Regions from separate parts of the Homo sapiens genome. Here all the other regions are linked to region 3. A link is a loop called in an ENCODE intact Hi-C map of the cell type or tissue named here. Cell type or tissue: PC-3. All regions are shown on one strand. Links, peaks and the distances in the headings refer to the core of each region. The heading gives the core; the rest is flanking DNA.

The links. Hi-C counts contacts between places; a loop is a spot of excess contacts. Peaks named below come from ENCODE experiments on the same cell type or tissue, not always from the same donor. Only the 100,000 strongest peaks of a DNase experiment are listed, where the experiment ranks them.
Region 1: a loop joins it to region 3, with 13 times the contacts of the local background. A loop is called at or near these places in 20 of 110 quality-filtered maps.
Region 2: a loop joins it to region 3, with 4 times the contacts of the local background. A loop is called at or near these places in 2 of 110 quality-filtered maps.

What each region holds. Positions count from the first base shown.
Region 1 is chr20:19,971,589-19,981,545 of GRCh38, forward strand. RIN2 (Ras and Rab interactor 2) reads left to right here. Exons shown (of 13, transcript NM_018993.4): 9 at 3,066-4,199. Among named protein-coding and RNA genes, the nearest start is that of NAA20, 41 kb to the right of the region's middle. RefSeq lists enhancers at 8,755-9,256, 9,257-9,756. In PC-3, for the core only: no CTCF peak of the experiment used is centred there; DNase peaks (open chromatin) are centred at 3,633, 4,043, 5,403 and 5,533; H3K4me3 peaks cover 4,655 bases; H3K27ac peaks cover 3,576 bases.
Region 2 is chr20:19,731,679-19,741,635 of GRCh38, forward strand. No RefSeq gene overlaps it. Among named protein-coding and RNA genes, the nearest start is that of RIN2, 22 kb to the right of the region's middle. In PC-3, for the core only: no CTCF peak of the experiment used is centred there; DNase peaks (open chromatin) are centred at 3,993 and 5,543; H3K4me3 peaks cover 359 bases; H3K27ac peaks cover 3,787 bases.
Region 3 is chr20:19,781,001-19,790,957 of GRCh38, forward strand. The region is part of intron 1 of RIN2 (Ras and Rab interactor 2); the gene reads left to right. Among named protein-coding and RNA genes, the nearest start is that of RIN2, 28 kb to the left of the region's middle. In PC-3, for the core only: a CTCF peak has its summit at 4,064; DNase peaks (open chromatin) are centred at 3,171, 3,711, 4,061 and 5,521; H3K4me3 peaks cover 1,278 bases; H3K27ac peaks cover 3,928 bases.

The DNA.
Region 1 (9,957 bases), core at 3,241-8,240, 190 kb after region 3:
CCCAGCAAATAAAAGATGTATGTATTCCTCCTCTGGCATATTTTTCTCTTAATTTAAAGAACTTGTTTTGAAGCAAGCGCCATTTCCAAGGAAGCTTCAGCGAGGAGCCTGGGCATAGCTTTGAATTCCCTTCTGCTGAAACTGCAATTTTTTTTTTTTTTTTTTTTTTTTGAGAGGGAGTCTCGCTCTGTCACCCAGGCTGGAGTGCAGTGTTGAGATCTCAGCTCTCTGCAGCTTCTGCCTCCCAGGTTCAAGCGATCCTCCCACCTTAGCCTCCCGAGTAGCTGGGGTCACAGGCACTTGCCACCACGCCCAGATAATGTTTGTATTTTCAGTAGCGACGGCGTTTCACCACGTTGGCCAAGCTGGTCTCGAAATCCTGACTTTTGGTGATCCACCCGCTTTGGTATCCCAAAGTGCTGGGATTACAGGCGTGCGCCACTGTGCTCGGCCATGAAACTTAGATTGTATCTGTAGAAGGATTGCCTTCTGTGTTTGAGGCCTGTCTGATGGCAAGACTGGGTAATGGGATTTGGAAAGAGAATACTGGTAAAACTCTCGGGCCATAGAAACGTCCCTATTTAAAAGTTGCACCTTCTCTTGCAACTAAGTTCTGCATACCTTTGGAGAGAGATTAAAATACTTGCTGAAGTTAAGTCAATATTGTCAACTAGATTCTAGGCCTCTTGAAGATGTGCACCGGGTCTCAGTTCTCTCTCCCGACCTCTGTCCACATAGCTCCAGTCTGATGGTCCACAGGCTTAGTGAGTGCATAGTGCTGAGTCTGAAGGACTAAAGTGTCAAGGACAATGCTTGTGCCATGCCGAGAGAGGTGAAAAGAGTTTGCTCCAGTGGCTACTAACCAGAAGCGACTGAGGGCTAATTAACATATATTCGACTTGTGATTCTCGATGTGCATATTATCCATTTTGCGTAGAGATAGAATATTTTAAAATTCTGTGCCTCAGTAAAAGTACTGTTCATCAAACTAATATTCCTCGAGGGTCTGCTTTGTGGCAGACACTGTGCCCCAGACCAAGGACTCAAGGGTTAATAAGATCCCCTCTCACTCCCTGTGCCTGTACCTACTGCCAATGAGATTTGTAGTTTATATGGGAGATAGATATACACGTGAACTAAATATACAAAGCCTTACAAAAGATTTACAGCTGTGACAGTATAAGTCTAAGGAGGACTCAAAGGAGGTGGAAGTAATTTCTCCAAGACCTGCTGTCCTGGGTAATAGAAACATAAGGCTAATCTGTGTGTAATTTGAAACTGTCTAGTAGCCACACAGGTTAAATTGATTTTAATAATTTATTTTGTTGTATTTAATATATCCAAAACATTATAATTTCTACATGCAGCCAATATAAAAAATTTTAAGGTATGAAATGTTTTACATTCTTTTTTTCATATCATGTATTCGAAACCCAATGAGTTATTTTATACTTACAGCATATCTCAAACTCAGGCCCTGAATGTTTGTCAGAAATACATGGTTTGTATTTAGATTTCATTAAATTCACAGTTAAAAAGGTAGATTCTCATAACCAAGTTCCAAAGATACTTAAACGTTTTCCAGTAACTGAACTGAACATGAGTTCTAAAATTTAAATTGATTGACACTGAATGAGATTTGATATTGACTTCCTCGGTTGTACTAGCCAACTTCAAGTGCTCAATAGCCACCTGTGGCTGTTGGCTTTCTTGTTGGACAGTGCGGGAGTCGGGAGAGAGAAGGAGGGATACAGGATAGATTACATAAGGCAGGTGACACGGCTGTCACCACACAGACAAGGGAGAGCCAGGACTCCCAAAGGGCTTCATCTCAGTCCTCCCATGGCCAGCCATTCTGGGCCCATGGGAAAGAAAGACACTGCAAAGCATAGCTAGAGATAGAGAATAACCCATTCCAGGCCAGGCACAGTGGCTCACTCCTGTAATCCCAGCACTTTGGGAGGCCAAGGCAGGTGGATCACCTGAGTTCAGGAGTTGGAGACCAGCCTGGTAAACATGGTGAAACCCCGTCTCTCCTAAAAATACCAAAATTAGCCAGGCGTGGTGGTGTGCGCCTGTAGTCCCAGCTACTCGGGAGGCTGAGGAAGGAGAATCACTTGAACCTGGGAGGTGGTGGTTGCAGTGAGCCAAGATCGTGCCACTGCACTCCAGCCTGGGCGACAGAGCAAGACTCCGTCTCAAGGGAAAAAAAAAAAAGAATAACCTATCCCAAATGGAAATTATAACAGGCACCACTGATCACAGCACTACCTCCCTCAACTTACATGGAACACTGAGACTCATCTGCAAGAGGAGACACAGGCAGTACAGATCAATAAGCAATCTGCACTACTTCGCAGAGCATTGCATATTTATGAGCATGGTGAGGAGGTTATATAGGATTTGGGAAGGAGGGACTCCAAACCACAAAGGTAAATGGTTGGGCCTGCACTGCACATTAAGCTTGCTGTGGTTTTTCTGCTGATGGGACCCATGAATGTAGTTTTCCTCCTTTGGTGGTTTTAATGCTGAATGTGTAAAACCCTAGGCAGATTGTGTAACATCCCCCAGGCCCAGCTGCTGGTCCTGCCCATTAAAGGGGAACTTCAAGGCCCGATTCCTTGGCTGGCAGCTGCACTGTGGAGGGCATCCCAGGAGAAGTTGTTGGGAAAGGGTGGTGTTGCTTTGTAAGTCGGTTCAGTTTTTGTAAAGCAAGTCAGGAAGCCCCAGTGACCTTTTTTGAGCTTATACTGGAGCAATTCCAGTTCCTTTTTTTCTTCCAACTTACCTGTGAAAAGGCAGGGCTGGAATCCTATGTTGGCCAAGCCATTTCTCCAGGGCTTTGAAGGTGACAGACCCCTGGAGCCTTCCTGTGAGCCCACAGCTGGGCCTGGCAGCCTTTCTGCCCTTTCCAGTAAAGGAATGCAGTAAACCTGAGTACAACGCACCCCCTACCCCACCCCGCAAGACTCGCGTTGTCATGCAGTGTGCTTTTTTTAATTTGTGAAGGAATGGTCTGAGTGTACCGTATTTACATTCTTGTGTTCACTGATAATGACTTTCAGATTTCTGGAGCTCCCCAGCTGACAGCAAACCCCCGAACCTTCCACCTCCCCATAGGCCTCTTTCCTCCGACGGTGTCTGTCCTGCCTCCCTGCGTCAGCTCTGCCTTATAAATGGAGTGCATTCTATCAAAACCAGGACGCCTTCAGAGCTGGAGTGCAGCCAGACCAACGGGGCCCTGTGCTTTATTAATCCCCTTTTCTTGAAAGTGCACAGCCAGGACCTCAGTGGAGGCCTGAAACGGCCGAGCACAAGGACTCCCAACGCGAATGGCACGGAGCGGACTCGGTCCCCCCCACCCAGGCCCCCGCCACCCGCTATTAATAGTCTCCACACAAGCCCTCGGCTGGCCAGGACTGAAACCCAGACGAGCATGCCAGAAACAGTCAACCATAACAAACATGGGAACGTAGCTCTGCCTGGAACGAAACCAACTCCCATCCCTCCACCCCGGCTGAAGAAGCAGGCTTCTTTTCTGGAAGCAGAGGGCGGTGCAAAGACCTTGAGCGGCGGCCGGCCGGGCGCAGGCCCGGAGCTGGAGCTGGGCACAGCTGGCAGCCCAGGTGGGGCCCCGCCTGAGGCCGCCCCGGGGGATTGCACAAGGGCCCCGCCGCCCAGCTCTGAATCACGGCCCCCGTGCCATGGAGGCCGGCAGCGGCTGAGCGACATGAGCATTTCTACTTCCTCCTCCGACTCGCTGGAGTTCGACCGGAGCATGCCTCTGTTTGGCTACGAGGCGGACACCAACAGCAGCCTGGAGGACTACGAGGGGGAAAGTGACCAAGAGACCATGGCGCCCCCCATCAAGTCCAAAAAGAAAAGGAGCAGCTCCTTCGTGCTGCCCAAGCTCGTCAAGTCCCAGCTGCAGAAGGTGAGCGGGGTGTTCAGCTCCTTCATGACCCCGGAGAAGCGGATGGTCCGCAGGATCGCCGAGCTTTCCCGGGACAAATGCACCTACTTCGGGTGCTTAGTGCAGGACTACGTGAGCTTCCTGCAGGAGAACAAGGAGTGCCACGTGTCCAGCACCGACATGCTGCAGACCATCCGGCAGTTCATGACCCAGGTCAAGAACTATTTGTCTCAGAGCTCGGAGCTGGACCCCCCCATCGAGTCGCTGATCCCTGAAGACCAAATAGGTAAGTACCCTCTTTTTTAAAATATAAAATCTATTGTAACTCTGTCCGGGCAGTGCAACCTATGTTTGTTATTTTTTATGAAGTTTACTCCGAAGTTCAAAACAACACCCAGCTCCACCTTCTCTCCCGGTTTGAATGGAAAAATCAGTTTCTCAAAGTAGCTGCTGACTGCCAGACTCAAAAATGTCTTCGGGAGTGACAGATTGGAGCTGCACAGTGATTCTGTTCAGGGATGGAGTTTGGTCCTCTGTGGGTCCAGCTGCCGCCTGCTGTGGTAACGTGTGTGTGTTACATGTGCCGGGTGTTTCTGGACGCGTGCTTCTCTGCAGGCTGTGCATACATACAAAGGTAGTTTTGTTATCTTCTGAGAGGCAGTGGGTATTTTGTTCTGTCTTGGTTGCAAGTAAACTTTTTATTGAGGTGTAGCATATGTTCAGAGAGCACAAAACTCACGTATGCATTGGAATGAGTTTCCACCGCAAGCTTACCTGTGGGACAACTACCAACCCCTGGATAAGCAGAACCTGACCAGCATCTAGGGACCCCGGGCCCCCTGTTCTCCCTCAAGGTTACCATCCTGCTGGCTCCTCATCCCATACACTTCTGTAAGCAGCACGGCTTGGGAGTAAGCAAAAACTGAAAAAGACAAGTTTGTTTTGTGTAACTTTAAAATAAGTAACATAGTTTGGAGGTCACATGAAAGGTGTTTTCTCCAACTTCAAGGGGAAATTCTTTCTTTATAATCTCATTTAAAGGATGAGTTGCTAATGGTTACTTTGGCCAAGGCAAATTTGAATTTGGCAAGCAGTCTTTTCTTCCAGGGTGAGAATGTTGAAGGTTCTTTGTTTGTTTGTTTGTTGTTTTTAATTTTAGAAGGTTGACTCTTGAAGGTTAATTTCAGAGACTTTATTCACCAGGCAGCAGGAGCCTTTGGAGCTACCAAACATTTCCAGGCGGTTCAGAAGCTACACCCCAATTTTTTCTTTCTGATTGGGTCCATTTGTTGAAAGTAGTAAACAGTGTGTGATAGAGGGCTCTTTCTCTTTCTCTGTCTCTCTCTCTCTCTCCTCTCTTTTTTCTCGTTTAAGTGATTTTCAGCAGCTCTTTGATTTTCTCACAAAGGAATCAAAGCCTTGTTTGTTTTCTTGTGGTTTGACTGAGGCCAGGCCTGGTTGATCAGGGCGTGGTTAAAGCTGGGGTGTTGCTGGAGTGAGTGGCTAAAGGAATGTGCCCTTGTGAGGTGCCTTCTAATTGAAAAAGACATCAAGGAGACAGCAGAATATCCACACAGGCTGCCTTTTTCCCCATCCCACCAGAGACCCGCTCTCAAGGGAGACCATATCTGACTCAGTATTAACAGAAACCCAACCTGCAGGAGAAGCTTCCTCTTAGGGGCTGGGGTCAGAGGGGGGTGCAGCCAGGCAGGGGCTGATGTCAGGCCTGAGCTATGTGGCCAGCGGCGCCAACCAGCCCACAGTGCCTGGCCTTCCCTCCCTGCTGATGCTGTAAGAACCAACCCAAGTTAGTCCCGGGAAGCTCTTCAGCCAGCTCCTTTTGTAGTTAAATTCGGATGTGGTACTTGCTCTTAGAACTCAAGGACTCACTCATTTTCTCCAAAAAACATGCTAAAATTATGTATTTCACTACTCTAGAAGGATGCAGCCTTTAATTTAAAATGATTTATGGAGCTTCGAGTATAAGCCCGGCAGCCTGTCCAAGCTATTCCAGTGGGTCCTCACCTCACCCCTGTGAACAGGCATCGTCATCCCTTAAGGATTGGAGGAAGGCAAGGAGGGCTCTGCCAGGCCATGCCATTTGTCTGACAGCCACACTCTCTAGTAAACTAGCAGGTGCGGTATTTGAACTTCCATTGGATCAGAAGCCCACGTTTGCTGAGCTCACTGTTCTGCTGCTGCTGCTTGTGTTTCTATTTTCTCATCAGTAGTTCAGGGGAATTGTAACTGCAGGGACAACCCTGTGTTGAGGCAGCTCAGACTAAAGCTCTCTGTTGAGTTATGGATATGGCCTCCACAAGCATTGCCATGCTTTTTCTGTGGGTTTGTTTGGTTTGGTTTTTTTAAACTTTTGCACTAAAAGCAGTCAGTTCCTCCTGTTTCTTCACCAGTGAAACAGCATTCTGTTTTGAAAGTATAGTGACAGTGCTAGGCTTTTGAAATAAAGAAGGTGAGTGGGAGCAGAGGTCAACCTGAGAAACTCATCACAAGTCCAGGTGGAAGGAAAGATGCGACCCTAACTATTAGAAAGCCAGTCCCCATAGAGGTGCACTTTATTAGATTAGGCCTCTGACCAGAACATGGACTTAGCCAGCCCACTTGTCTATGTGGGCTTAAAAACTGGTCTATGTCTGCTTTAAAAAAAAAAATCTAGTTCTATCCTCATTTCCTATAGCTTCTGAAGAAGATAGCTCTGAACTAGAAGACAGAATTCTAATTTAAAGCCTAGATTTATGGAACAACTTGAAGTCAAGAAGGTAGGAGGAGATAATACACTGGTTTAATCCATGTATGTTAGAGCAGTCATTCTTAGGTGAAAATGACCCTGTGAATGCATGCACATGTATCCCTTTAGTATATGGAGATACTACTCATCTGTCTTCTTCAGAGGGTGGTTCTTCAGTTACATAGAGAAAAGCTAATGAGAAAAACAAATAGTTCTCAGTCACTTTCCTTTTGCCCATGTGCTGGTGTCACTATCCTTTCTAGCACTTTCTAGACAAGTGCAAATGATAAACAGTGAATCAATCTCAAAACCGAAAAACTGCCCCTGTAAATGATTATGTTCTCTCATGGAGAATTTGCATTCTATTTAGACTACCCTTTGGAGCACTTCCAACCAAAAGCCCTGCTATGCAGAGGTTCCTGAATACATGTTCATTGCCTGGCACCAGCTTGGCTCTCCTGGTTGGAGAGACACGGGCTCGTTCCTGTGTGTGCCAGCTCTCTATTCATTCCAGGCCACATACTGGGCTTCCCTCCCAGAGAGCCATCACCTACTCTCACCCTTCCAGAGTGGTACATGGAAGAACAGACAAATGCTTTAATAAGAAGTGTGCAGTTTGGGGGCCCTACTTAAAGTATTGGGATCAACCTCTTCACGGACAGTGTGCTGCGCTCATTACTGATGACCCATGCTATAGGATGTAGATGGGGTGAAATCACTTCCTGCTTCAACACACGTTCCTCACTGGTGGGTGTTCACATCCCACCACTCTTGCTTTAGTCTTTTTCAACCCATGGGGGATATCCAACCAAAGTTTCTGGTAGAGAAATCTTCATTTTGCAGAACTTGTTGCAATGGTGTGGTTAGTGTTTTCATTTTAGTAAAATGATGTTTATTTCTGACTTGATGTCAGTCTTGGGAAATCCCTCTGTTTTCAAGGCTTGTTTCAAGAAAAACAAAATTTGTCCAAATCCAAACATGTTAGTAATCTTAAATTTTCTATTTCATTCAGATACTCTCCACAGACTATCAGCAGTGATACAAAAGAGCCAACTATTCATATTCCTAGAAGTCAGTAGCAGAAAAGAGACAGTACTGTGCTTATTTAAGTGCTACAAACCAAAATGTATGTTTTCTCCAAAGAGCAATTTAACAATTTGAAGAAAAAGTACCCTTAAAGTCAATTTCCACATATTTCAAAGGTCACTTCGATTTACGTATCTGAGTGTTTTTTGTTTGTTAATAGAGAAATGATACGGAAAATGTGGTTAGACACCGGAGAGTATAGCGCATATAGAAAAGGTGATTGAAATGATTCCCGGGGAGTTAAACAATCACAACTACTCTGGTTCAGATCTGGGTTTTTTTTGTTTTTGTTTTTGTTTTCAAATGAGTATTTAAGCTGGCTCTAGCTTCAATATCTAGTGTGACTTGTTTTTAATTTTTCAGGTCACAGTTTGGTTCAAGCCCCTGAGTTATCTGGGTTATTTTTTAAGATAAAGAGCTATTCTGGGGCCAGGTGCAGTGGCTCACACCTGTAATCTCAGCACTTAAGGAGGCCGAGGTGGGTGGATCACCTGAGGTCAGGAGTTTGAGACCAGCCTGGCCAACATGGTGAAACCCAGTCTCTACTAAAAATACAAAAAAATTAGCCAGGCATGATGGTGGATGCCTGTAATCCCAGCTACTCAGAGGCTGAGGCAGGAGAATCACTTGAACCCGGGAGGCGGAGGTTGCAATAAGCCGAGATCATGCCATTGCACTCCAGCCTGGGCAACAAGAGTGAAACTCCATCTCAAAAAAAAAAAAAAAAAAAAAACTCTTCTGAGAGGTGTAGCCAGGGAGGCATGTTAGTGCCAAACAGAGATTAAAACCTTGAATCTTCTGACTTCTGATCTAGTACATGTGACCCTATCGCCTGAAGGAACAAATGTCCTTGTAGAGTTAACAAGAGGCAGAGAAAAAGAAGAAAGATTGTGGTATGCAAAAGGATACCTATATTATTTCCAAAAATTAATTTAAATAGAAGACCACGACAAGAAGCACTTGGTTTTCCCCTGTGGGACATCTTTTGTTGATTAATTTTTACTTTAGGGCATCAAAATGGGGTCAATTATGTTACATCAACCAAAACAAGGTTGACACCCCTGGAGTTGTGACTCTCTGACCCTGAGCCCCTGACTCCATGACAGCCTGCACAAGGGGGCTGTTAGCTCAGTAATTCGGAAAGACCTTGCTCACAAGGTGGGTGGCGGATGGCATCACAAAATAAGTCACACGAAGATGTCTGCTCCAGAGTATTTTTTGACCATATTCCTAGAGTCTTTCTACCTCCCAGGCAGGAAACCTCACCAGGTAAAAGAGGAATTCATGTAGGAATTGAGGAATGTCACCCAAAAGACACCTAAAATGCTGCACGAATTGTGTGGCAGCATCAGGCTCTTTAGGGCACACCTATGTTTTTCCACCCCTCCACTCCAGCCAAAAGGAGGGTTCCCACTGGCTGCCTCTGTGAGGCCAGCACCGCATAGACGCAGCCCTCCCTGGTCCTCAGGTCCTACCCACAGCCTTGTCTCACTAGCTCAGTCTCTCAACAGGGAACAAATGGTGTAGACACAGCCCCCACTCTCTTCTCGCAGACACAGTATCCACTTTGGAGCTTCTCAGTTATTGTCCAGGCCCAGGTGAAGTCACAGCCACCTCCTCTGTAGAGTCAAAGCGTATGAATTAAATGCATCCCTGTTTTTAAAAGAGCCAAGTGAGAGCACTGGTAATCACTCCTCGTGGGCGGCCCTGTGTGGTTTACAAAGCACTTTAATGTATAAGAATCCCTTTTAATCCTCCGAATGCCTTGGGAGGCTCCATTTATTGCCCTCACTTCTATAGATGAAGAAACCAAAGGCGTAGCAAGGTCAAGCCAAGATGCAAGCGCGACTGACACGGTCCCTTGGCAGGCCTTGTCTATACTTCTGGTGGCAGGGAATTACCGCTGCCTTCCAGTTGGTTTTATGTGGCGGGAAGGTGACCTCAGAGGTGAAGGCACATCACACCAGAGGGTACTGCTGTCTGCATGACTCATCACTGAAATTGTTCTCCCAACCCCCTGACCCAGGCCATGTATGCCAGGTTTCTGCCCTGTAAAATTAAAGATTCCCTTCTTTCCATACTCTGTTCTTTGGAAGCAAGTCACTTAGCACTGCCCACACTCAAGGGATGGAGTAGAATTAAGCTCCACCTCCCAGAAGCGGGAGGATCTACATAAATTATTTGGAATTCTTCCATAAGGGAGATTGGTCTC
Region 2 (9,957 bases), core at 2,065-7,064, 49 kb before region 3:
TATCTGATACAGGCCTACAATGTGTGATAATCTCATGAGGGTAAATGGAGTATCTACCACCTCATGCATTTACACTTTGTGTTACAAATAATTCAGTTATACTCTTAGTTACTTAAAATGTACAATTAAATTATTATTGATTATAGTCACCCTGTTATACTAGCAATTACTAGGTCTTTTTCATTCTTTCTATTTTTTTGTGCCCAATAATCATCCCCACTTCCCTTCCCAACCTCCACACTACCCTTCCCAGCCTCTGGTAACAAACAGTCCTTCTACTCTCCATCTCCATGAGTTCAATCGTTTTAATTTTTGGCACAATTAAGTGAGAATATGTAAAGTTAGTCTTTGTGTGCCTGGTATATTTCACTTAACATAATGACCTCCAGCTTCATCCATGTTGTTGCAAATGACAAGATCTCATTCTTTTTTGCGGCTGAACAGTACTCCATGATGTATATGTACCACATTTTCTTTTCTTTTCTTTCTTTTTTTGAGATGGAGTCCCACTCTGTCACCCAGGCTGGAGTGCAGTGGCGCGATCTCGGCTCACTGCAACCTCTGCCTTCCAGGTTCAAGCAATTCTCTGCCTCAGCCTCCCAAGTAGCTGGGATTACAGGCACCCACCACCACTCCTGGCTAATTTTTGTATTTTTAGTAGAGGCAGGGTTTCACCATTTTGGCCAGGCTGGTCTTGAATTCCTGACCTCGTGATCCACCACCTTGGCTTCCCAAAGTGCTGGGATTATAGGCATGAGCCACCGCACCCGGCCTATGTACCACATTTTCTTTTTCCATTCATCGGATGTTGGACACTTAGGTTGCTTCCGAATCCTGGCTGTTGTGAACAGAACTGCAACAAACATGGGAGTGCAGATAATGTCCATATCCTGATTTCCTTTTTTTTTTTTTGGTATTGACCTAGCAGTAGGATAGCTGGTAGCTTTATTTTTAGTTTTTGAGGAACCTCCAAACTGTTCTCCATAGCGGTTGTATTAACACTAATTTACATTCCCATCAACAGTGTATGAAGGTTCTCTTTTCTCCACATCATCACCAGCATTTGTTATCGCCTGTCTTTTGCATAAAAGCCATTTTAAATGGAGTTGAGATGACATCTCGTTGTTTTGATTTGCATTCCCTGATGGTCAGCGATGTTGAGCAGTTTTTCATATGCCTGTTTATAGGCCTGATTTTTAAATTGATAAGTGTGGGTTATACACAGGCACAATGTCAAATAGGCCTGGTCCTCAGTATATTTTTCAACCCAGCAAAAGGAATCTCTGTGGCCAACTGCCAAGAAAAGACTATGAGTGATTACTAACAAAATAGAAGACACTTCGGAAGCATGCAGGTGTACATGGACCTATGACAGCTCAGATACTCACAGTGACATGGATCCAACATCTGGACCATGTCATTATTGCAGACCAAATGCCAGTTCAGCTGAAAGGCCTACACTATCTTTGCTGTAATTGATGTTGCTTCTAAACAGGTCTTTCTATCCTCCCTGTCCATTTTTCTGAATGCAGTTACATGAGCATAAGGCAGAAACCAGGAAACTCTGCTTTTAAATCTTTATAAAATGTACTTTTTTCCTTTTTTTTTTTTTTTTCAGACGGAGTCTCTCACTTTCTTGCTCAGGCTGGAGTGCAGTGGCACAGTCTCGGCTCACTGCAACCTCTGCCTCCCAGGTTCAAGCGACACTCCTGACCTCATGATCCACCCACCTCCACCTCCCAAAGTGCTGGGATTACAGGCGTGAGCCACCACGCCCAACAAAAATGTATTTTCTTAATGTATGCATCTAGCATAGAGAGTTCAAAATCTCAGGAGCAACCCTTAATGTGTCCCTTATATCCACAGGTACTCTTCACATGGAGAGTCAAATCCAACCAAAGATGAAATTCCTCACCTGTAACTATTTGCATGATTTTCACGGGCCTGCCTGGCCCAGGCACTATTCTTTTCCCAGTGACTGGAACATTAATGGGAACACTGATGGGTGTAAGAAATGTGTTAACATAAAAATGTTTTATTTTCCCTTCTTGACTTTCATAAATAAGGCAGGTTTCAATACGGGGACACTTGAAGCAAAGAAAGATCAAAATGAATCTCAGTGTTCCTTCAACGGCGGCCAAACATCTCTTCTTGTGTGAGAATGTCACAGTGAAGATGTCTCAGTTTCTTAGTCTCTATTAGAAATTTAAAATTATTATTATTTTTAAAGGCTTCAGTCCAATTTCTCAGAGACTTCACCTGAAAATGGAGGCACTGAAAAAGCCATGAGGAGCTGAAAACAAGCAGAGTATTTTGAGAAGCCCAGAAAATGTTTCCTAGCCCTTCTCACACCGTGCGTCAGTGCAGGGCACGGCACTAAATTCAGGTGGAAGCAGTGATTCCTCACCTTGGGTCCACATTAGAACCACCTAGGATGCATTTAAGAATCCCAAGGCCCAGCCGCCAACCCCCACCCCATCCCGATTTGGGTTCTCTGGTGTCTGACACACCCCAGGACCTCAGATTTTGTTTGGGACTCCCAGGTATTTCTGACATGTATCCATGGTTCAGAACCACTGGTTTAAGGAAGCATAATCATACCATTTGCGATCTTTCATTGTGCAGATTCCTAAAGGAAAGCCCTGTGTCCTGCAGGCCTTTGCTACCCAGTGTGAGTGGGCCTTAACCCGGCAGCTTTGATGAGAGAGAGAGAGAGAGAGAAATGATTTTTGGAGTTCCTGGAGGACAGCACTGTCCAGCAGGACTTCCCATGATGATGGAAATGTTCTTTACCTCTGCTGCTCAGTACAGTAGCCACCAGAGGCCTGTTGCCGTTGAGCACTTGCAGTGTGGCTCATGCAACTGAGGAACAAAATGTTTAACCTTGTTTATCTTTAATTTAAATCTGCATTTAAAGAACCATATGTGATTAGGGGCTCCAATATTGAGCAGAGCAGACAGAGCGTACTGAGGGGCCGACTTGGCCAACAAAGGCCCTAGAGTTTCTTCCATGGTGTAGAGAGAACATTGCTTCTGCCTTTGGCAAAGGTCATGAGGCCGTCTGCCCTGAAACAGACGGGATGCTTCAGAGCAACGGTTCTCAAAGGATAGTCCCAGAGCCAGCAGCATGAGCAACAGCATCACTGGGGAACTTGTTAGAAATGCAGACTCTCAGGCCCCATCCAGACCTCCTGAACTAGAGCCTGCATTTTAACAAGATCCCCAGGTGATTTCTGTGAATAGTCAAGTGTGAGATGAGCTGCCAGTAGCTCTCTGCTCTGCTCTTCAGAAGACAAGAAGCAGGTTGCACAGAAGCCTTGTCCAGGAGGTCACTCTATATTAAGTCAAGGGTATCCGTGTGTATTACAAGACTTGCCAAATGTGGACAGACAAGAGTTATGGAGAGCAACACATTTGAAACTGGGGATAGATTGGTACAGTTTAAAGGGCAAAAGGGTCATCTTTTAGTTCCAATAAGCCTTTGTTTTGATGGGGCAGAGGAGAAACTAGAGAGCTCAATTAAAAGATAAAGATTTAACTCAAGGTGTTTCCTACTTGATTTTCAAATTCATTCCAGTTGTTTCTTTAGAAGGGGACTCACATCAGATATCTTGCTAGTATAGAAAGTTCCTAAGCTGTACTGACAAACAAAACAGGCCTGTAGCCCTGCGACACTGTGCTTTACTTGCAAGATAAGGGGCTAAGGGAATGGGGGACAAAAAACAAAAAAAAACCTCAACCAAGAAACTCAACACATTTAAAAAAGGGGGCAGAAAATAGGACAAGGAAAAAAGTGGTTTATGTAACAGCAATTTTTTGTAATAAGTGTGGGGACGGGTCCCATCGGGACGACATTAGGCTGTTAATTTTGAAATAATCATTGGAACCCAGCTGGATAGCAGCAAGATTTGACGCCAGGAGCAAACACAGCCAGGAAGTGGAGGAGCAGATGACTCAGCCCACAGGGCACCAGAGGCGGGGATAATTTCTTTGCCCAGGGGAGTAGCAGTAGTCATCTGTTGTGTAGGCATTACCAAGTTCAATTGTGTGAGCGAGAATGGAAATCTGTTCTTCTGCAGCTTGTGAAAGAAATTAATCACAGCTCTCTGCATGACAAATTTTGGATTTTAGTTCACACAGTCCCTGAATTTTCCTTCAGGTTAAATTTTCCTTTCCTTGGGACCTCGTGTTGCCTTTACTACAGCCCAACTCTCTCTTGCCCATTTTGCACCCCAATCCAAATATAAAACAAAACAACTGGGAATTGGTTCTAAATGCCCCTTTCACATCTGCTCAGGCCATCATTACAGAATTTCATTTGCAAAAAAAAATCCAGATGAAACCAAATGAGGCATTTTATTCTGGCATTTCATTTTATTCTACATACAGATAACGACAGGGCAGTGAGGAGTTTTGGTCTGTGGCCTCTTCCCAGGACTAACAAGAGCCTGACACAAGAAAACACACCCTTGGTGCTTTTATTAATAACTTTTTTTTTTTTTTTTGAGATGGAGTCTTGCTCTGTCGCCAGGCTGGAGTGCAGTGGCTCGATCTCGGCTCACTGCAAGCTCTGCCTCCTGGGTTCAAGCGATTCTCCTGCCTCAGCCTCCTGAGTAACTGGGACTACAGGCACGCGCCACCATGCTCGGCTAATTTTTGTATTTTTAGTAGAGACAGGGTTTCACCATGTTGGCCAGGATGGTCTCGAACTCTTGACCTCTAGTGATCTGCCCACCTCAGCCTCCCAAAGTTCTGGAATTATAGGAGTGAGCCACCGTGCTCGGCCTTAATAACCTTTTATATGTTGGGTACGGTTTTTCACCTTTGTAATCCCAGTGCTTTGGAAGGTCAAAGCCAGAGGATTATTTGAGGCCAGGCTTTGGAGACCAGCCTGGGCAACATAGCAAGACCCTATCTCTACAGAAAATTTAAAAATTAGCCAGCCATGGTGGCATGCACCTGTAGTGTAGTTCTGGCTACTTGGGAGGCTCAGGCAGAAGGATCACTTATGCTCAGGAGTTCGAGGTTGCAGTGAGCTATGATCGTACCACTGCATTCCAGCCTGGGTGACAGTGTGAGACCCTATCTCTAAAAAAAGAAACTAGCAAGAAATAAAAAATAGCATAACCTCTTATAGTCCACCACCAAAACAAGGATACAGATAAAAAGTCCAAAATTGTGTGAAAGCACAATGCTCAAAAATCTTTCCAAGACTACTCTCATGGAAAACTAAAATGAGTGTAGGTTTAGATTTATTAGCTTATTAACACATTAATCAGTAAGATGGTAAATGTAGCTCAAAAAGCATGTTGAGGACATCAGGATGTATAGGTATATACAAAGACTGTGAAGAGTGCTAGATTTGAGACTAATGAATGAGCTCCAATGCAACCACACTCATAACCTCTCGCAGTCTTCATTACCTGATTCAAATGATTTGCCTTTCCCAGACAAGATACACATGTTGAAGTGTAACTTCATAAAGTGTGAGTCCTCCATCAACAGTAAAGAGTGAGTCAGAGGTGCACTCCCTTAGTTCACACAACAATCCTTGGGTGCGTCTGTTGAGCAATGTTTCAGTATGCCACTGAAAGGAGAAACTAACCTTAACCCTAACCTTAACCCTCTCTTGTCTTTATTTCCAAGTGTTGGGTAATTGTGTGAAACTCGTGCTGGTTTCAATTGAAATCATTCGTCATACATGCATGTTCACAAGTGCTTCAGCTAAGCAGGCCTGAAATGCCTTTAGTTTCCTGGAAATTTCGTTAAAAGCCTTTGTCCTTCCTAAAATGTCCCCTTTTGAAATCCTATACTTCAAAGTATCAGCCTTATACTGTATACTTATGTACAGGGTAAGATATTAATTCAAAGAAACAATGCAGGCAGCTAAATTCCTTTCATCTAAACATGCCTTTCTTCTTTCTCCTTGGTGCTACATTTCACTCAAAGCTGCAGGAAAGTATACAGGAAAAATGAGCTGAGTGTGTTCTGCAAATAGGTCAGGCTGAAGCAGGAATGTTTTCCTGTGCTGAATTAAAAGTTTTCTGTTTCATTTATCAGTAGAATTAAAAGTTCTCTGATGTTTCTCTAAGTGTCATACATATACAAAACAGTGTAAAATTGAAAAAAAAAAACCCACATGCTGTATTGTCCATTTCTGTTCTTTGGGACTCTACAGTTTAAAAAAGAAAGAAATTAAAGAATTTTGAAAATAAAAGTTATCTTCAAATATTATCTCTCTTCTTAATGAAATTTTTTACCTTTAAAGCAGATGCAGCAAAGACAAACTTTGGTTATTCTTTTTAAAGAGATATAAACTGATTTGTTTCATGCTTATATGAACCTGATTTCTCTATATTTGTTTTGCCACTTATTATAGAGGAGTATTTGCCTTTATGACTCTTTTTCTTCTTGCATGCACTAATTAGTAGTTTAAGAGAGGTGAAAGCACTTACTTTTCCATTTTTCAGTAATCTGAGTATTTTTAAACCAGTGTTTGTGTATTTTAAAAAGTGGCTATTTGTGAGCCTAAGAAAATTTCACAACACTGTTGCTGAAAGAATAATAATATGTATCACATTTTAGTGTTTAATTATCTTTTAATTTACTTTGATAACTATTCTGGGTTGAATTGTCCCCCCTCCAAAAAAAATTTATGTTAAAGTCCCATCCCTCAGAACCTGTGAATGTGACCTTCTTTGGAAATAGGGACTTTGCAAATATGATCAAGTTAAGATGAGGTCATAGGGGATTGGGGTAAGCGCTAATCCAATGACTGGTGCCCCTTCAAGAAGAGGGAAACATGGGCCGGGCACGGTGGCTCACGCCTGTAATCCCAGCATTTTGAGAGGCTGGGGCGGGTGGATCAGCTGAGGTCAGAAGTTCAAGACCAGCCTGGCCAACATGGTGAAACCCCGTCTCTACTAAAAATGCAAAAATTAGCCAGGCCTGGTGGCGTATGCCTGTAATCCCAGCTACTCGAGGGGCTGAGGCAGGAGGAGTGCTTGAACCTGGGAGGCAGAGGTTGCACTGAGTTAAGATCGCACCATTGCACTCCAGCCTGGGCAACAAGAGCAAAACTCCGTCTCAAAATAAATAAATAAATAAATAGAAGTAAATAATAAAAAGAAGAGGGAAATGTGGCCACAGACACAGAGAGAGAACGCCAGGTGACCTCGGAGGCCGAGAGTGGAGTGATGCTGCCACAAGCCGAGGAATGCCAAGGACTGCCAGCCATCGCCGGAAGCTAGGAGAGAATGGAACAGGTCCTCCCCGTGAGCCCCAAGAAGAAAACAACCCGGACTGATTACGGACTTCTGGCCTCCAGAGCTGTAAGTGAAAATGGCTCTGTTGTTTTAAGCCATCAGATTTGTGGTAATTTGTGACAGCAGCCCTGGGAAATGAGCACAGTGGTGATTCAGATCCTAACCTGAAACCATCCCAAGTTGATGGATGCACCAAGTCTTTGTAATTTGAGCTGAACTACTTACAAGAAAGAGTTATGACTATCGATAAAGGTGAGAATATTTTACAATCCTGTTTAAGCCCTCTGTGTCTATTTCCAGGGTGGGGCCATGCTATAAACAGGACAAACAGAACTCTCTGCTTTTGCTACCACTGAAAAAGCATTTCCGTGGGAGATCCATATTAGGTAGCACCTGGAGATGCCAGGACCACAAAACCACTGCCCAGCGTTACACACACATACGCCCTCCAACCCCCAGGATGGGATCAGATCCCTCTGTGATTCTGCCAAAGGCTGAGGCTGGCCACGGGTTTGGGGGATGGGGCTGAGACCAGGCGGCAGGGATGCCGTCTAGTGGGGATGGGAAGCACAAGAGAGATGAAAGCTTCTGCAGCTTCTGCTGCCATGCGCTCTTACATAGGATAGCCAAGGGCACAGGCCAGAGGCAGATAGGGGAGCGGGCTCTCTCTAGGAAACATCAGCTCCAAGGAGGACCGGGATCCTTTGGAAGGAGCTGGAGCTGGGGTGAGACAGGGGCAGACACCCTCCGGATGGATGGGACGATCATGGTTCCAGCCTTTGGACATCTGGAAGGTGAGTAGGGACACAAAGCATGTGGGAACTGGGGCAGACAGTGGCCCATTTCCCACTCTGCTGTGTGGGCATCAAATGTTCCCCCAAGGGAGTTTCTAGCTTGAGCAAGCCATTGTTCTCAGCATTCATTTGCCCAGTGAGCCATGGTTTTGGAGACCAGAGTATGATTCTCCAAAACACAAGTGTGTTGGACCTACCCACATAGGAGACCCATGGAGAATACTAAGTATCAGTCAATTCCATTTCTCCCATCGCGGCCCCAGTCCACACCCTAGGAGGCATCCTACTGGTGGTTATCATTATTTATTCACTCTGCAGAGATGCCCTTTTTTCCTCTGGCCTTTCCTCATTGGTCCATGTAGGTTTCTTTGGCCACCCAGAGGGTGTGGCAATCCTATGGTGCTGTCTTAGGCCTGTGTGCCTCAATACCCCTCATCCATAGTTCTTCTGACCCCAAACCATGCTAAGTGAAAGAGAGCTCCACAGTCTTCCCACATCGCTGGGCCCCAGCCTGGAAAGGAGACACAGATGCCCTGCTAGTCTTAGCTCCTCATTCTCTGTAGGGAATCTATAATTCCTCCTGATCACAATCAGGACTTACTAGGGTAAATGGCACTCGAGCCTTTCCTCCAGAGGGCTTAAACTTAACACAATGTCTGGTCAAAACCATCCTATATTGATTTTTTATTACTTCACACTTGAATAAGTAACATCATCTTTAAGTTTAGGTTGCAACTCAAGTGCCAACTACAAATTGCACTGAAATGGAAGAACTCAAATGCATGCCTGGACCAGCATCAGGTGCCTTCCGGAAGTACTGGACATGTAGAGTTTAGGTAGTAAGCTGCCTGTAGAGTTTCTACTCTGCATAAACATAAGCACAGGACTAATCAAAATTGCCCAGAAGATATTGGAATATTCTTTTCTATTCAATTAAAAAGTGATGTCATAGTTTGCTTAAGGGCAAAGCGCATGGAAGTCCCCCTGATGTCACTTCTTCAGGTCACCACTGACAGCCAAAGTTTCCCCAGGAGGTCATTCAAGGATCTCCGAGTCCTTCAGTCTTCTGGGATCATCCTTTCCTTTAATATCCAAATAAAATATCTGAAGAAGTAGAGCTCAAAATGGTAGACTAATCACATGCATTTGCCTCCCTACCCTCCCCAAATCCCTTAGAATGAAAGTAAAGAGGTGCAAGAGGAATTAAATCCATAATAATGGGATCTGTGTGAGGCTCATCAAGAAATGTGAAACTATGGTAAATTAAATGAAAACACAAGCAGATATGAGGATACTGATGGATAAAACAAAGCAATGAATGAAAGATCAAGTCCAGACAGATTCTTGTGAATTTTACAACTTGGGGGGATTTAAAAGAAAAAGTCTCCAGAGGAAAAGAAAATCAGATCAGCTATAAGGAGAAGGAGATTCAGACTAACATTGATTAGACTTCATCCACACCAGTCAGTAAAGCACAGTGGAGAAATGCCTTCAAATTAAGAGGGAAAAATATTTTGAACTAAAATGTCATTGTTAGCCAAAATATCCACTGAACATGAATAATATATATTCTCAGATATACACAACCTCTGAAAGCCTTTTCTGCAACAAAATGAGAGAGAAAACAAAATAAAAGAGGAAGACTTGAGATTCTAGAAAACAACAGATTTACCCCCAGAAGTATGGAGGGAAAAAAATGCCTTGGGGTTATAGCTCCCAGCAGGTATAGACAACAGCCAATTTAGATTGGAGCAGAAATGCAGGATTCTCTGGAAACATGTCTTCAGAGAGAAAGTAAATCCCTTAGTTGGTGTGATTAAATAGCTGGATATTTCTGAAGATGTGTAATGATAAATGTCCTCTGTTGACAATATAAATATAAGGAGAGAAGGAAGGAA
Region 3 (9,957 bases), core at 1,611-6,610:
CCACAACCACCACATGATCTTGGTTGGGTGGCTCTTCTCCAGGTGATAATGCAGGGATCCAGGCTGTTTTAATCTTGTATCATGTCATCTGGAACATATAGTTTACAAGGCTATTGCAGAAAGGGAGAGAAGGCTGGAGACACGTGACCTCACTTTAAATGCCATGAGTGAGGGTGGCATATGTCACTTCCATCCATATTTTACTGGCCCAAACTCAGTCACATAGACCCTCCCCAATGCAAGAACATCTGGGACATAGAAGACACGTGGATGGATGCTCAGTGGGCAGTGACTACATGTTGTAAGGAGTGTGTAGAATTCGCTTATTATTGCCAAGAAAGAGAACATCGATAATGACTTTGCAATAGGTGACTTTCTGGAGGTTAGGAAATCTCCTTGTATCCTGGCTTTGGGGATCTGTTTAGAAAAGCATGAGTGTTGCATCATTCAGGAAATCTGACATCTGCGTACCCTTTACCAAGTGACACGATTTCTCTGCTCACTGCAACCCCCGTCTTCTGGGTTCAAGTGATTCTCCTGCCTCAGCCTCTGAAATAGCTGGGATTACAGGCACCCACCACCACAGCTGGCTAATTTTTATATTTTTAGTAGAGACGGGGTTTCACCATGTTGGCCAGGCTGGTCTCAAACTCTGGACCTCAAGTGATCCACCTGCCTTGGCTTCCCAAAGTGGTGAGATTGAAGGCCTGAGCCACAGCGCAAGGCCTATTTAGCAAGCTTTTTATGAGTGAGGCAAAGAGCTATGAAGGAAGATTATACACTTTTTTTTTTTTTTTCAAGAAAAGTATTTCCAGGTATCCATCTGTGGCCAATCTTCATTAACCCAGTGCTTGCAATTACTGTGCCCCCTACAGCTAGGAATACGAAACCTAAAACATATGTACTGAAGGTTATTGATGACCATGCATCGTCAAAGAATGGTTCCATTTCCCATGGTAGGTTACTAAGGTAGTGTAATTTGGCTTTACATTTTAAGTTAAGCGCTAATTGAAAAATCTGTTTTATTGTTTGAGGTGTTAATGACAAGACAGTTAACCCTTCCTTATCTGGGCTTGCACATGACCAGGGTCCACAGGCCCGTATCAGACAAAGATGAATGGAGAATTATTCATGAAATATCCAATGGATTGACCACACTAGATTGGTCTGTCTTTCCCACTAAAACTCTTGAAGGAAAGGTCCAGATCAAGCCTATATGTTCCTTGCCATATGCGTAGCACCTAAGCCAATGTCAGGCATGAGATACGTATTTTAAAATGTTAGCCAGCCGTGGTGGCTCACGCCTGTAATCCCGGCACTTTGGGAGGCTGAGGTGGGTGGATCACATGAGGCCAGGAGTTTGAGATTAGCCTGGCCAACATGGTGAAACCCCGCTTCTACTAAAATTACAAAAATTATCCAGGCGTGGTGATGCACGCCTGTAGTCCCAGCTACTTGGGTGGCTGAGGCACAAGAATCACTTGAACCTGGGAGGTGGAGCTTGCAGTGAGTTGAGATGGACTCCAGCCTGGGCGACAGAGCGAGACTCTGTCTTAAAAAAAAAAAAAAAAAGATAACTATTAAAATGTTATTATTGAATAACAAAGTTTAAAAATAACGGCTGATTTAATTAACTGATGTCCCCAAGAATTGGAAAAAGCCTGATTCTACCTGTAAATGTGCATCTTCTCTTGTGTTCTAAATGCCTCCCTTCCTCCTACTTGGCATGAACCAAACTCATCAGCTTCATGTGCTAGTCTGGCCTCTTCTAAAGCATCACTCAAGTTGATCTGTCCCTTGTCTTAATTATTAAGGTATTTCCTACCTGGTACAGAGATGTATTGACTTCATGGCCATTCAACAGGTGTTTGACGGTTTGACTGCATCCCCTGCCTACCTGTATGCTGGCTGTCCAGCTCAGGCCTGCAACAGGAGGAGCCTAGAATGCCTAGCAGCTTTGGACAGTGAGTGTCTGAAGACAAGCTTAAACCATTTCCATCTCTCTTAATATGTGACCCCACCCAGGAATTCAAAGCAGCGGCCGCCTATGGTCAGTGGTGGGTTCTCTTGAGTGCCCCACGTTGGTGGTGGGTGGGAGTCTATAAATCCCAGCTCTCGCTCATCCTGGTGGTAGTGTGTTGCTGTATCAGATCATAACACAACAAATATTTGTTATATTAGAGTTGTAACTGGAAAAACTTTCTGTGTTTAACAGGGTTTATATTCATACGGTTTTCTCAAACTAAATTCCTGCTCATTTATTAATCCCACAAACATCAGCAGAGAAGTTACTGTGTGCACAGGCCTTTGTCATGGACTGTAGATGGCCTTCCCCATCACTGCCCCTTTGAGTCTCAGCCATGCCACACCAGGGTTCTCTGCAAACTCTCATCAGGGCCTTCTCCTGAGCTTCCCTAGACCCCCAGGTTTTTGGGCGTCCCCTCTCATTCCTGCCCTGTTTGGATGGGGACCCAGCTGGGGCTGTCTCTGACCTGGGTGATTCCTGTCCAGGCAAAGGCTCTGGGTGGCTGGAGGTGAGGCCCTGAGCTGGGGAGCTGTCTGGATCTGAATTCCTCCCGAAGCCGGCTCTGAACAAGGATTTGATTAGAATGCAAGTAGTTGATGGGGAAGGCGGTCCCAGGAAACCCCTAGGAAAGTGGGGAGGTGAGGCAAGGGAGGGAGGCAACAATATGGAGTGTATTATCAATAATTTACCCCATGGACAGCTAGAGCTTACCCCTGCCGGGAAGCTGACTATCCCACGAGGGGTGGAGGTGTGGGAGGTGCAGGGCAGGTGTTCACACTCGCTCTCATCAGTTGTAGATTGAGGGCTACTGGGGTCTGGGAACTGATTCCCAGCATTTCAGGCCTCTCCCTGGGAAAAGCTCATTCCAAGAGCCAGAGGAACCCTCAGGCAAGGAGACGGGGATGCTGGCTGTGTGGAGTCCAGCAGGCTGTCGTGGAAGAGGGGACACGAGCAGCACCTGCAGTGTCTACTCCAGGGCCGAGGCCAGGTTAGCACAGTGAGACACTGACGGACACAGTGTGTCAGAGCAGGGCTGGCACGTGGCACCGGATGGCGCTGCTTGAAATTGGCCAATTGCCTGCTACCCCAAGGCAACTGGAAAATCACATGCGGCTTTGCCAGCAACTCCTGCAACCTGTAGTTTTATTCAGGACAGCAGATGCTATCAAGGGTGCTGTGCCCTTTGCTGATGCAGTTGATGTAGGAAGTTTGCTTGTTTTGGTGATGGCTGATGATATCTAAGAATTGTAGCTTCAAGTATGCTATAGTGGTCAGAAAGGAATTTAAACAATTATGTGTGTGTGTGTGTATGTGTGTGTGTATGCATTTAGTTATTACAAAGGGTTCCTTGTTTAAAAAGCTATATATACTGTTGCACTAAGAAATGCTTGTATTGTGAAGAGCAAATAGATTTGGGTAAATGGATGTTTTAGCACAGTAAATGGCATTATTATTTAAACACATAGGGAACTCTGAATTTCAGTAGAATAATGGTGGTTGCCTGCATCCAAATCTCTTACCATAACTTAAAAAAATTTACCCAAATCAACAAATAGAGCAAATAAAACCATTGTTTACACAAGCCCTCAGGATTACTAAGAGACAAAATTCTACAGACTTCAAATTTCCTGTAAGTAGTGAGAGAAGTATCCAGGTCCAGCCAGGCAGGCTCCGGAGCCCGCCCCTGTCTAGAGCATTGGGCGGGGACCACAGAGGACAAGTGGAGAAGGGCAGGAGTGTGCATAGCCCGGGGTGATGCAGCCCAGATCACATTACCCCTGGAAGGACAGGCCCCATCCTGAGTGGGAATACCAGACAGTGTGAGACTGGAGGCTACAGCCGTAGGAAAGGCGAGGTTACTGGGAGAGAGGAGGGAAACTAGGAAGGGCACTGCCCCTTGGAGACTTGGTGATATCCAGAAAGAAGGCAAAAAGAATAAAATAAAGGGTCCTTCAGAGATCAAAGAAAACCGCAAAATCAGACATGCTTCCCCTCTTCCAGAGTAAGCACAATAAAGAAATTACACTTCACTCTATCAACGGTAGAGGGCGCATCTGAATCAAGAAACCTGGCTAACCACCCACACGCTGTCCCCTGCCTACATCAACTCTCACTCACGATCCAGTAAAGAAAATAGATGACAAAAGGAGCAGAAAGTGGCAGACAACGTGCAAGCAAAGCTGCAATCAGAAGAAACGAGTTTGTGAATCTAAGCATTTCAGCTAGTCAATGTTCTCACCCCTCTACATACACACACACACACACACACACACACCAGAGCAAAAGAAAACTAATGACATTCCACCACTAATTAAATGTCCTAACATAAGAACTTTCATATGCTAAAAAACCCAACCTTTAATAAAAAAATCAGAACTAAAATGGGCAAAACCCAGGATGAAGTGAAATGAGAGTTGACTGAACTCCGGAGAGGAAATGGGGAAATTCAGTTTGCAGATGCTTTTGTGCTGCCAGGCAGGACATCCTTTCAGTGGACAGTAGATGGACAAGAACTGTTGCCTTTTCCCATCCACAGGCCTATGTTTTCTAAACCCCAGCCCAAGGCAAGCATTTCTTATCCATAAGCGTACTGGCTATTTCAGTGGGGAACATTGTGCAAGGCCAATGTTGGCTATCATTTTTACTTGCCAAGTTCTCTATTATATGAGACTAGGAAATACCCAAATACTTTCCCAGGGAAGATCAAGTTGAGTGGATTAAACTTTCCAAGGAGAGCTTCATTCTCCTTGGTAATATGTCAAACTTTCAGAGATAAACTTTTCAGAGATGTTTTCAAATTGTAATGAATGACTACCATAAATGATGCCGTATTTTATACTTTAAAAAGTAATTTTCATACATTATATTCATCATTAAAGTTGTATATATGTCAAAGTAACACATGTGATAGTTTCTTCCCTGCCTCTGTGTGACCACAAGCAGCTTAGAAATGCTTCGCCTTGGTTTATACATGTGAAAAATGAGAATGGGAATGGCTTCCCCCTCTGTGAGATTTCCAGTGCATTGCTAACTTCAGTCTGTGGGACAGATTGTATTTTTCTAAACATAGCCACAATGTCATCACCCATCCCACACCTTCTCCTAGGCACCTCCTTATCAAGAGGTAAAGTTGAATGCCTGTCTCTTGAGTCTGAGTGGGTTTGTGTCTCACTTGTACCCAATAGAATGCAGCAGAAATAATACTGCATTACTTCTGAGGATAATTTGGAAAGAAAAAGATAGTGCAATTTCCACCTTGCTGTCTGGTACATTCTTGCTGGAGTGCTGAGCTGCCATGCAAGCAGTTAGACTGTTCTGAGGCTACCATGCTATGAGGAAACCCAAACTAGCCCCGGGCAAACAGATCACATGACAAAGCCCTGAAGCTACATGAAGAAAGAGAGAGATACCGTAGCAGTCTCCAGCTGTTCCAGCCATACCTTCCCGTTCCCCACCCCCACACACTCTGCCTTTTGTTCCAGTTCCAGTTACCATCTGGCTGCAACCACATTTGAGACTCTGAGCCAGAACAACCCAGCCAAGCCCTTCCTGAATTCCAGACACTCAGAAACCATGGCAATAATAAAATGATTATTGTTTTAAGCCACTGAGTCTTGCGGTGACTAGTTATATAGCAATAGATAATGAGGATGCATGAAGCGTGAAGATGCATGAAGCCATCATTTCTAGGGAAAGTGTAGTGACTATGCCTAATACCTTTTGCGGTAGTGCTGTTTTGGATAATTTTTATAGCGGAAGTTGATAGGACAGAACATGTCTCTTTGGGGAAGAATTATATTCCTCTCTAGATTTAGCTTACATGCTAACCTTTCCAGTGGAAAAGAATTGAGTTATTTTCCAGTGATTTTCTGTTTTTGTACTTGCAAAGCTTTATGTATCTATTGCTTTTGGTGAAAGTAAATGATAGGATAGGTTACTGGAGAGCTATTTATTTTGTTTCTGGATGGGATAAAGCTAAAAGGACATAGGGACTAAAAATGTGGCTGCTGGTCTCAAGGATTTCTAATGAAACCCAACATTGGGTAGCTCTCAAGTTAATTCTATGGTGAGCAAACATATTTAACATTCTAGGCCATAATAAAGACAAATGACTGTCTGGGCACAGTGGCTCATACCTGTAATCCCAGCACTTTGGGAGGCCGAGGCAGGCAGATCACAAGGTCAGGAGTTCGAGACCAGCCTGGCCAACATGGTGACACTCCATCTCTACTAAAAAAATACAAAAATTAGCTGGGCATGGTGGCGTGCAGCTGTAATCCTAGCTACTTGGGAAGCTGAGGCAGGAGAATTGCTTGAACCCAGGAGGCAGAGGTTGCAGTGAGCTGAGATCGCACCAGTGCACTCCTGCCTGGGCGACAGAGCAAGACTCCATCTTAAAAAAAAAAAAAAAAAAAAAAAAGAGAGAGAGAGAGAGAAATGACCTCAAATGCGGGGCTAGAGGGAGAAGATTTTATTCCTGATGGCAAAAGTGTAGTGATTAATGTCATGGAGTCAGATGGTTTGAATCCTGGCTCCCTCACTTACTGGCTGTGTGACCACAGGCAAGTAAATTTATCTCTCATGCCTTTGTTGCCTCATCTGTTGTTATGAAGGTTATGGCAAGGATTGGATGAAATAATAGACATAAATGGCTTAATACAATGTCAAGCATATACTGAGTGCTCAATAAGTGGTAGCTAGTGCTATCATTATGTTATGCTTTCTGGATTTTGTATTTTAAGCTCCAGGTCCAGAGACATAGATCTAGTAAGGGGAGGATAGACAGTTCAGGTATTAAACTGCTTGACTCAAGCATGTGCTTACTGGCAACCATGTTACTACCCTATGCATTACACAAGACAATCTCAGATCTACTCCATCTATCCCAGGTGATGGTCTTTTCCAAATAGAGGAAGACTTCCTCTATCAGTAATGTAAAGTACTACACCCCTCCCTAACTTGTATTTCCAAATAAGTTATTGTGTTTTTATTGTAGAATTTAACATTTAGATTAAAAATACTTAGTGCGATCTCAGCAAACTACCATGGAAAGGTAACCACTTGAATCTGACAAAGGGTATGTGCAAGCCATGTTGAATGGTGAAATACTTAATGCTTTCACTCTGATGTATGGAATAACACAAGCGTGCCCTATCACTCTTATTCACTGTCACCTTATAGCATCTATCACTCTGTCATCTGTATTCAACAATATACTGGTAGTCTTACCAGGACACTAAGGCAAGAAAAAGAAAGAAATGTTATTAAAATTAGAAAATAAGAATTGGCCAGGTGCATTGCCTCATGCCTGTAATCCCAGCACTTTGGGGGGCTGAGGCAGGCAGATCACTTAAAGTCAGGAGTTCAAGACTAGCCTGGCCAACATGGCGAAATCCTGTCTCTGCCAAAAAAAAAAAAAAAAACAACTAGCTAGGCATGGTGGCAGGCACCTGTAATCCCAGTTACTTGGAAGGCTGAGGCAGGAGAATCACCTGATCCCAGTAGACAGAGGTTGCAGTGGGCTGGGATGGCACCACTGCACTCCAGCCTGGGCAACAAAGCAAGACTTTGTCTCGAAAAAAAAAAAAAAAATTAAAATTGCCATTACTCAGGAGTTAATATACTAGTAACAAGTAGAAAATTAAATAGAAAATGTGATCTACAGTACCATACAAAAAAAACCTTAACAATAGATATGCAAGAACACCACACTAAAACTACAAAACATTGAGAGAAATTAAAGAAGACCTAAATAGATAGAAGGACATACCATGTTCATGGATTGAGATATTTTAAAGATGTCATTTATCCCCAAAGTGATCTACGGACTCATTAAAATTTCAAATAAGTCCTAGCAGAATTATTTTCTGTTTAAATTGGCAAGTTAATTCCAAACTGTAGGTGAAACTGAAAAATAATTATAAAATTCAAAGCCATATTTAAGAACAACAGCAAATCTGTAGCTCTTACATTACCAATTATTAAGACATGCTATAAAGCTACATAATGAAGACTGTGGCATCAGAACAAGGATAGACAAATAGGTAAATGGAACAGAAGTGAGAGTTCAGAGACAGAGCTACAAGATAATGCAGTATCTTGGCTTACAACAAAGGCTACACTGCAATTAAGCGGGTGTGGAGGCGGGAGAAGAGTCTTTTCCACAGATGGCGCTAGTCAGTTGATATTCCTGAGGAAAAAAATAAAACTTGATTCCTATGCCATACACAAAAATGATTTTATGATGGATCATAGGCTTAAATGTTAAAACTAAAACAATTAACCTTCTAGAAAAAATACAAGAGAAATATCTTCGTGAACTTGGGATATGCGAAGATTTTTTAAAATAATACTTTTAACTTAAGATGTGTGCACTTTACTGTATGTTAATTATACTTCAATAGAATTTCCTCTCCCTTGTCTTTTGTTATGTGACACTCTTAATTTTCTTCCTAGTCCTTTATGATTTCTCTATCTTGCCTAGTTTCTTTTATTTTGTACAAGATTCTTTCTGTGGTTTACTTACTTTCTCTTGCTGCAGTTGGTATCTTGGGCATTTTACCTATTTGTAGCTTTAGCTGCCTGCTCCCTGTAGGTGGCTCCTAATCTTATAACTGTTGTTCCAATCTGCCTCCTCCCATGGGGTCGTAGGACTCTCAGGGACATCCAACTATTGCCTGGTTCCCTGCCATGTGCTTCAGTCCCCTCTATGCATCCCCATGGGTTGTTGTTCAGTCTGTGCTTTAATATTTTTGATGAGGAGAAAATCACCCAGTCCCAAAGTGCTAGCCAGAGATTCCTCACCTCGAGTTGCAATTTGTCTTCCTCTAATTTCTCTCCTTTGGTTCTCCTCTTATCTGTCACTGAGCAAGTCTAATTCCACTCACATGACAGAGGCTTCCCTGCTTTTTCTTTTCTCCAAGTCAATCATCCAAGACTCCTTCAAACATCTTTTCCTAAACATGGTCACATATTTCATTTCTAGCTACTTCTTGACGGGCCCTAATTTTATCACGTTTTTATCAAAATGTGGCACCCAGAATTGAACAGAAGGCTTGAAGGTGATCTGGCCTCTATAGACCATCATTTCCCTCGTTGCAGATGAGTTGTTTTCTGAATATAGACTTATTCATTTGTCTCTAGTAATTCTTCAACTGCCTTTTGGATTTCTCAATCTGGATCTCCCTAGAAACCTCAATTTATTCAAAAATGAAATAATCATACACCCACCGACACCAGCAACTGCCCCAGTCTTACAAGGCTAGCAAGTCAGGTTGCCTGCTTCCCACTCAGATAACTTGATCTCTAGCCTTATTAATTAGGGGGCAGCTATTACTCCACTTGGCTTTCATTCTCTATTTGTGTATGTGGGTTTAGGGAAGGGGACTTTTTATCCTGATACAGAATATCCATTTATTCCTGTTAATTTTTCAACTAATGTTGGATTTTTCAAGTTGGGCTTAACTTATCTAAATCTAGGATAAGCTGGGCTCTGTGGCTTGCACTTGTAGTCCTATCTACTCTGGAGGCTGAGGTAGGAGGATGACATGAGTCCAGGAGGAGTTCAAGGCCAGCCTGGGCAACATAGGGTTACCCCAGCAGTAAAAAAATTAATAAAAATAGAATAATCATCCACTTACCCCAACCAATTCCCCCTCCCAACTTCCTTATCCTTTGGGTGGCCTTATCTGGCCCTTCTTCATGTCTGTCACCTTCTTTCTTAGTTCAAGCCCATATTCCTTAGTTCAGGTCTCTCTTACTTGCCCTAAATGGTCCTTCCAGCCTCCAGCACTTCACCCCAACTCTGAGATGGTCACTAGCTCCCATAGGTTTGCATTGTAAAATGGAAACCCTTCCCTTTGTCCAGACCATGACCTGGCCTGCCTTTCCATGTGAATCCTCAATATGCCCCAAGGGCTAAGCAGTGTTCT